Regions from separate parts of the Homo sapiens genome. Here regions 1 and 3 are each linked to region 2. The links are chromatin loops, found by intact Hi-C in ENCODE. Cell type or tissue: mammary epithelial cell. All regions are shown on one strand. Region 1 overlaps GLCE (glucuronic acid epimerase). Region 2 overlaps PAQR5 (progestin and adipoQ receptor family member 5). Region 3 overlaps GLCE (glucuronic acid epimerase).

Region 1 (2,500 bases), 170 kb after region 2:
TGGTGGCTCACGCCTGTAATTCCAGCACTTTGGGAGGCCGAGGCAGGTGGATCATCTGAGGTCAGGAGGTCGAGACCAGCCTGGCCAACATGGCGAAACCCTATCTCTACTAAAAGCACAAAAATTAGCTGAGTGTGGTGGTGGGCGCCTGTAATCCCAGCTACTCAGGAGGCTGAGGCAGGAAAATCGCTTGAACCTGGGAGGCGGAGGTTGCAGTGAGCCGAGATCACGCCACTGCACTCCAGCCTGGGTGACAAGAGCAAGATTAGGTCTCAAAAAAAAAAAAAAAAAAAAAAAAAAAAGGCAAGCAAGCAAGCTCACTCTGGCTGAAGATATGAAATCTATATTAAAAGTCCTGATTTATGGATCAGGGATGTGCATGAACATGAAATTCTTATACTTTCTATGCAATCAAGTTTTGATTTTCACTAAGAAATTGGAATCCATTTTAGTATAAGCTTTCCTATTTGGCAACTGAGCTTTACTCTTAAGACTCCATTATTCCTATGCTGTTTTGCAATAAACACTATGGACAAAGTAAAAACGCTACATTTTAGGAGTGACTAATTGACTATAATATTTCTCAGATTTTGCTATCTTCTACATTTGTACACTTGTAGGACAGACAGGGTTTATACAGACCAGAAGGCTTATCAGATCTTTATAAAAATATTCCTTTGTCAGTGTCTATTTAACTTAATAAAGTACTCAGAATTCTATCTAACCTAACACTTCCAACAACAGCAGTGTTTGGAATATTGCCAAAATCATGTTTATTACTTATGAAATAGAGTTTTGAAATGTTCATAATCTGGAATAGAAGTAATATTTGTGTCAAATACTCAATTCTAACTCAATTCACCTAAAGGTAGGTAGTTTAAGTTACAGAAAACGCCATGATCCCAAGATGGTCTAATAACTGTATCTAATAACAAAAGATTAAAATAGGTGTGTGTGTGTCTGTGTGTGTGTGTGTGTGTGTGTGTGTCTGTGCATGCGTGCACACGTGTATGTGTTTAGAGGAGGGAGGTTTGATGAATTTAGGCCCTTAAGTCCAATAAAAATTGGAAACGTCATATATGTAACACTGGGAGGCAGTATAACATAGAAGTTAAGGATGTAGGCTTTTAGCTGTTTTTTTCTGGGTTTGAATCCTGGCTCTATCACTTATTAACTCTGTGTATTTAAGAAAAAGTTTAACTTGTTTATATCTTAGTTTCCTCATATACCATATGGATTTAAAGAATACTTCATAATGTAGTATTAAATGAGTTAATGTACATAAATTGTTTAGATCGATGCCAGGCACAGAGAGAGTACTCAGTAAATGTTAGGAAATATCAGCACTACCACTCTGAAATCAGTAAAAGAATCCTTAGTATGCAAGTCAAAGTTCAAATCTACAAATTTACACATAATTTACAGGAAGTTGTGCATACTTTCAGTCTAATGTCTACTCAAGTTTCAAGACCTTCATTATTCCACAAAAAAATTATTGCTTATACATGATAACCTAATCAACAAGTGTTTACTGAATACCTACTAGGCACTGTGTGTACAAACAAGAGGCATAACAACTGCCCCTCAAAACCTTATAATTATTAACAAATTATTTAGACTATGATATAAGACCATATTTAATTGAATGCTGAACTCTGTGGTACAGAATATAAGTCCTGGTATATCCTAATGTTTACTGAAGACTAAGAGGACAGGGACTTCTATGACAGCCGACGCAAGGATGCCTAGCTTACTGCATACATTCCCAAAACTAAGGGCTTACTCTTTATTATGCCAACTGTAGGGCAGATGAAATAATCTAACCCCTCTCCACCTCTGCCCTGCAAAAAAGAAAAAAAAAAAGCTTTAAAATATTTGGCTAATGAAGCTTTTATTCCTAATACCAATAATCATACCTTTTTAGACATATTATATCACTATGGGTATATGTAGCACCATAAGCCATAGAACCACCAGCATAGTTATCTTGGGCTGCCATTCTAAACACAAAAAACAAAAATCTGATTTATTAGGAACCAAAAAACTATATCACTTATGTTGAGTTTACTATTAACATAATTTCTGCCATAAGAAATCACAGAGGGATTCAAGAAAGATGACAAAGTAGGAACCACCAGGAATCTGTCTCCCAACTTAGACAACAACTGCACTGGCAGAATCTGTCTAAAGTAATTATCTTGGAACTCTGTAGTCCACTGAAGGCTTGCAACTTCCAAGAGAAGGACTAAATGATAAAGTGCATTAATTTGGGTCATTTTCAGCTCTTAACACTGTTGCAGCAAGCCATCCTCCACTCCTAGCTCCCTGGCAGGCAGCTGTGCATGTGCTCCTGGAGCAGTTTGTACTCAGCTTGCAGGAGCCCACGTAGGCAAAAAGGACCTTGTCCTCCAGGTATGGAGATCTGTACTCTGATCACTGATTGTTGCCAAAGATCACATGGGTGTAGTCAAAGAGGCTGCCAGCCATTGTTGTTGCACCT
Region 2 (2,500 bases):
TGTGATTTTATGTGGAGAGCTTGATTGGGACACACTGGGTTCAAATCCTGACCCTGCCCTTCACAACCACGTGACCTCGGCAGGTCACTAACCTTTGTGTACCTCCTGATCCTCATGTGTAACACAGGGACAATGACTGTGCCTTGTCACAGCCTCGTTGTATGGATTTGATGAAACGATGCTCCCGAGGTGTTTAGAACTGTGCATGGCACAGTCGCACAGACTAAACAGCAGCTTTTAAAAACACATGCATCGTGGAGCTCCATTCTCTCCCCATCCCCACCTTGTATCTATGTTGGTCCAGATAATAGGAACAGGAGGGAACAAATAGGTTCTGGGTGATTTGCCTGAAGTCAGATGAGCCAATAAGAAGCAGAGCTAGGATTTAAACCCTGGGCTTTCTGGCCCCCAAGTGTCACCCCCTCTGTCTCAGGCAGTAGGCTGCGCAGACTCAGACCCCGCCCGGCCTTCACCCTTCCCTGCCCGCTCTGCCCCTGGAGCAGAGGGCACACACTCCTGCTATCCCGAGAGCCAGGTATCTGCCTCACCGGCCTTCTTAGTCCTCCGGCAGACCCTGCCCTGCCGCGGCAGGCCGCCCCCTCCTGCCCTGTGCCCTGCCACCGCCTGCCGTCTCCAGGTTGAGAGGCTCGCTCTTAAAGGGCCCCTGTGGCCACTTACACGCGAAGAAATCTGGCTGTGGCTGGCGAAGGCCATCCCCCAAAGCATGGATTTTCTGTGACTTGAGACAACATTTCGCTCGGCCTGATAAAGTGTTTCCCCAGGGGCAAACGGACCAGCCTCTCCAGCTGCAAAGCCGGGTCTAGAGGGAAAAGAGAAGGAGAAAAAGCAGAAGAGAAGAGAGACAGCAACAGAGAGAAAAAGGCAGAAGGGCCAGTAGCTCGGGAGAGGGGCCGTCCGCTACCAAGTTGCAGTTCCGCATTAGGCCACGCGATGTCGCCACAGCCAGAGCAGAACCACAGCCGCAGCATCCTCAGAGGCGCCCCACGTGCGGCCCCACAGCCCAGCCTGCTCGGGCTTAGGGCAGTCCCGCACCAGAGGGCTAAGGGGCTGCTATAGAGGAAGTGAGGTCTCTGCTCAGAACGAGGTTGGCAGGACACACTGGGTTACGGGAGAAGCCTTCGTTAAGAAAGGGTCGATTCAACACAATCTGACAAAAAAGCTGGAAGGATTGGCAACTGGAATTCCGGAACTAGGGCTTGAAACTAGCGGGCCTTTGGAAAAATCATTCTATTGCAGAGGCGCACGCACGAGTGCACGTGTGTGTGTACATGGGGGCGGTAGTTATGGTTGTTTTATTGTGTAGGAGTTGTCTTATTTTGGAGAACTGCAGGGATGTAGACATTTCCCCATGCCCCTAACTGGCTATAGCAGCACTTTATCCTCTGGCCAAGCCTCTGTCTGAGAACCATGTCTGCTGAGCCTTCTACCTCCAGCGCTGACCTCAAACCCCTTCCAGGTCAGCTCCACCCCTCTGAACTGCCTCAGCAACTGCCTCTAAGCTGTCCTTAGAGCAGAGCTCATGGGTGAAAATTAATCTCTCGCCCTCACTGCTCTGACCAGGAGGTTTTTCACTCAGCAGCTCTTTGAAAAAAAAAAAACAAAAAACAAAAAAAAAACAATCAATGGTTGGATGCACTGGAAGGAGATGGACAGTGATTTGTCCATACAGTACTTGCTGTGTAACTGACATTCCTGAAGGGAGTGGCAGCCGTTTCCTGTGCAGGCATGAGCAGGCCAGGGCCTCGGCCACCCCCACCTTGCTCCAAGAACCACGAAGAGGGCACGCATTCTCTCATTTCCCCTCTCAAATGCTACAGAATGAGAAGGCAGTTTTCTGGAACATTTTCATTTGAACCAAAGTCCATGACAATAAGAACCAAAAACCACTCAGGGGACGACAAAGCTCTCTATGTTGAGATTGGCCTTAATGGTCTGCCTTGTAATGGAACGAATGCCATTTCAACCCTGATTTTCGGGCAAGCATCAGATAACTGTCAAGCAAATACTGAGGTTCCTGGTCTCCCCCAGGAGGTCTTCCCCTCCCTGGAGGGGAAGGTGGTTCTCTCCCGCTCCTGCCCAACTGCAGCCGGATGGAGCAGGAGGGAGAGGCAGGGGTGGAGCCTGGGGGAGGAAGACAGCTGGGAAAGGAAGCTTGGAGAAGACACTAAGGCATCGACATTGCACGATGCCCAAACCAGAGAGGACCCAGAGGGTATTGTCTCAGATGCCCTCATTGAAGACGTAGACCCTGAGGCCCAGAGTGGACAGTGACTGCCCTGAGGCCATACAGCAAGTCTGGGGGAGCAGGGTTGAAATTCAGGCCTCCAGATACCCACACCCTCCTCTCTACCCACTTCTTCTGAAATTACTCAGGGCCAGCATCACTTCTGCACACGAGTCAGCTTTCTCACTCTCCAGACACCAAAGGCAGAGACAGGGAATGAAGAGAGGGGAGGACAGGCCTTGTAAGAGCAGCAAA
Region 3 (2,500 bases), 130 kb after region 2:
AACTGAGCATATTAAAATAGCAGTAGCAGCAGCAAGAATAAGAACAACAAAAATATACGTAGTACAAATTTTAAAATATTAAAGGGAAATCTTCCTATCTTGATCTTTTCACAGCTTAAATGTCCAAAACGCATTCACATGTATTATCTCACTTGATACTTAATCTTCTGAAGCTGGTAGGGCAGGAATTATTATATTACATCTCCATTTTAGAGGTGAAGATATGTAGGCTTTGCAAGGTTAAATGGTTTGCCCAATGCCAAAAGCTAATTAGTTGTAGAGCAGGGACTAGAATCCAGGTTTCCCGGACTCAGGTTCAGACTGTGAAAAAGACAAATGATATTGGAGATGGTATTCTTATGAGAATATTCAATAGAAAGGTTCTCTTAGATGCAGCCATAGAAGCAGATCTATGCTTTGCAGAATCCTTGAAAAAATCTTTAGTGTGTCACCAGGAGCAAAGATCAGAAATGTGAACTGGGCCAGGCACAACTGGTCACACTCAGCAGTTTCGGAGGCCAAGGCAGGAGGACTGCTTGAAGCGAGGAGCTTGAGACCAGTCTGGGCAAGAAAGCGAGACCCTAACTCTACAAAAAATATAATACAATAGCCAAGTGCAGTGGCATGTGTAGTCCTAGGTACTTGGGAGGCCAACGTGGGAGGACTGCTTGAGCCCAGGAGTTTAAGGCTGAAGTAAGCTATGATCACACCACTCTTGTTCTGGGTGACAGAATGAGACTCTGTCTCTTAAAAAAAAAAAGAAAGGGAAAAAGGAATGTGAACTGATGATAGTGTATACTTGGAGGGTGTCAGTATGCTGAGTTGATCATTTAACTCTTGCAACACTGGACTCAAGCAGTATGGTTATATTTGTCCCAAGGCTCTTAATTACTTCATTGGATGGAACAGACAATTCTGAAAGTTGTATCAAGAATGAGAACATCCTCATAGACTTATGCATCAAACAATGCTCTGAGTAACTTAATAGAAAAACTGATTGCAGAAGTAAACTTCTAATACAGTAAAAAATCCATCTTATCTGGCAAAATGTCAACATGTACTCTCTCTCTTAACTAGCATTTTTCTGCATCTATAGTAAAATGGGATCTGAAGTTCAGGACAACATCCCTGAAACACTGCAGGATTCTGAACTGACTTATGAACCACTCAAGATTAAATTATATTCAGTGGAGCAGACTATCTTGAGTGCTTATTTTTTCATTCTCATCAGATGGGATTATTAACTATGACGTCTATTCTGGCCAAACTGGATAACAATGACCCATCTTTAGAAGTCCAAGTGTGAGGAAGCTGGAAAAGTACCCATTTCCTCCCAGAATTTCGGAAGCTGGAAGAGTACCCATTTCCTCCCAGAATTACAATTTTATTTACACAAATTTAATGAAATGACATGGTTTAATCAGTCACCTTATATCTTCATATGACAAACCAGTCCAAAGAACTCAGTAATGAACGATGTCAAGGGATGTAACCTTTTAAAAAGCCAATGTATTAATTTTCCTAAGACCTTAACACCAGCAGAGGGTGTTACTGAGTCATCTAGGAGAAGTGACAGAAGTCACAATCCTCAATTTAAATTAACCAACCAACAATTATAATCTTCACAACAATCTTACAAATCATTTAATTCCCATTTTATAGATATACAGAGGACGTTAAATAACCTCCTGGCATCATTCACGAGGACCTGAATGGGAGCAAATGGGATGGTGGAAACCAGTTTGGCAATGTACCAGGTAAGGTTCTGAGCTCTACTGGAGGTACTAGGCTATCTGAAGATTCCTCCTTCAAATCTAATAGAAAGTTTTGTTTTTTTTTTATTGTTTGAAAGCCATGACCCATCCTCTCCTAACCAGTTATTCCCAGTAGTTACTATAACTGTTTATTTTTGGTATATGTGACACATATATATGCACTTTAGGCAATAAAGGATGATCAACATTTAAGAATACTTTTGACATTGGTCTTAGCAATGATTGTTTAGATTTGACATCAAATGTACAAGCAAAAGGGGCACAGAAAAACAAGTGGGACTACATCAAACTAAAAAGCTTTTGCACAGCAAGGGAAACAATCAACAAAATGAAAAGCAACCTATAGAATAGGAGAGAATATGTACAAACATATATCTGATAAGAGGTTAATATCCAAAATCTATCAGGAACTTATACAAATAGCAAAAAAAAATCTGATTAAAAAATAAGCAAATGATCTGAATAGACACTTTTTCAAAGAAGACACGAGTGGCCAAAAGGTATATAAAAAGGTGCTCAACATCATTAATCACGAGGGAAATAAATGCAAAGCAAAACCACAATGATATATCATCACCTTACACCTGTTGGGATGACTATCATAAAAAAGGGAAGAGATAAGAAGTACTGGTGAGGATATGGAGAAAGGGAAACCCTTGCGCACTTTGGGTGGGAATGTAAATTGGCATAGTCATTAGGAAACAGTATGGAGGTTCCTCAAAAAA

Evidence for each region. Hi-C counts contacts between places; a loop is a spot of excess contacts. Peaks named below come from ENCODE experiments on the same cell type or tissue, not always from the same donor. Only the 100,000 strongest peaks of a DNase experiment are listed, where the experiment ranks them.
Region 1: it touches region 2 in a loop (2.6-fold over the local background); 5 of 110 quality-filtered maps call a loop at or near these places.
Region 3: it touches region 2 in a loop (9-fold over the local background); 40 of 110 quality-filtered maps call a loop at or near these places.

What each region holds. Positions count from the first base shown.
Region 1 is chr15:69,224,536-69,227,035 of GRCh38, reverse strand. All of the region lies in intron 2 of GLCE (glucuronic acid epimerase), which reads right to left. Among named protein-coding and RNA genes, the nearest start is that of GLCE, 65 kb to the right of the region's middle. In mammary epithelial cell, a CTCF peak has its summit at 1,093; no DNase peak of the experiment used is centred here.
Region 2 is chr15:69,393,239-69,395,738 of GRCh38, reverse strand. All of the region lies in intron 6 of PAQR5 (progestin and adipoQ receptor family member 5), which reads right to left. Among named protein-coding and RNA genes, the nearest start is that of KIF23, 20 kb to the left of the region's middle. In mammary epithelial cell, a CTCF peak has its summit at 951; no DNase peak of the experiment used is centred here; H3K27ac peaks cover 1,349 bases.
Region 3 is chr15:69,264,596-69,267,095 of GRCh38, reverse strand. The region is part of intron 4 of GLCE (glucuronic acid epimerase); the gene reads right to left. Among named protein-coding and RNA genes, the nearest start is that of PAQR5-DT, 33 kb to the left of the region's middle. In mammary epithelial cell, a CTCF peak has its summit at 1,549 (motif pointing right); no DNase peak of the experiment used is centred here.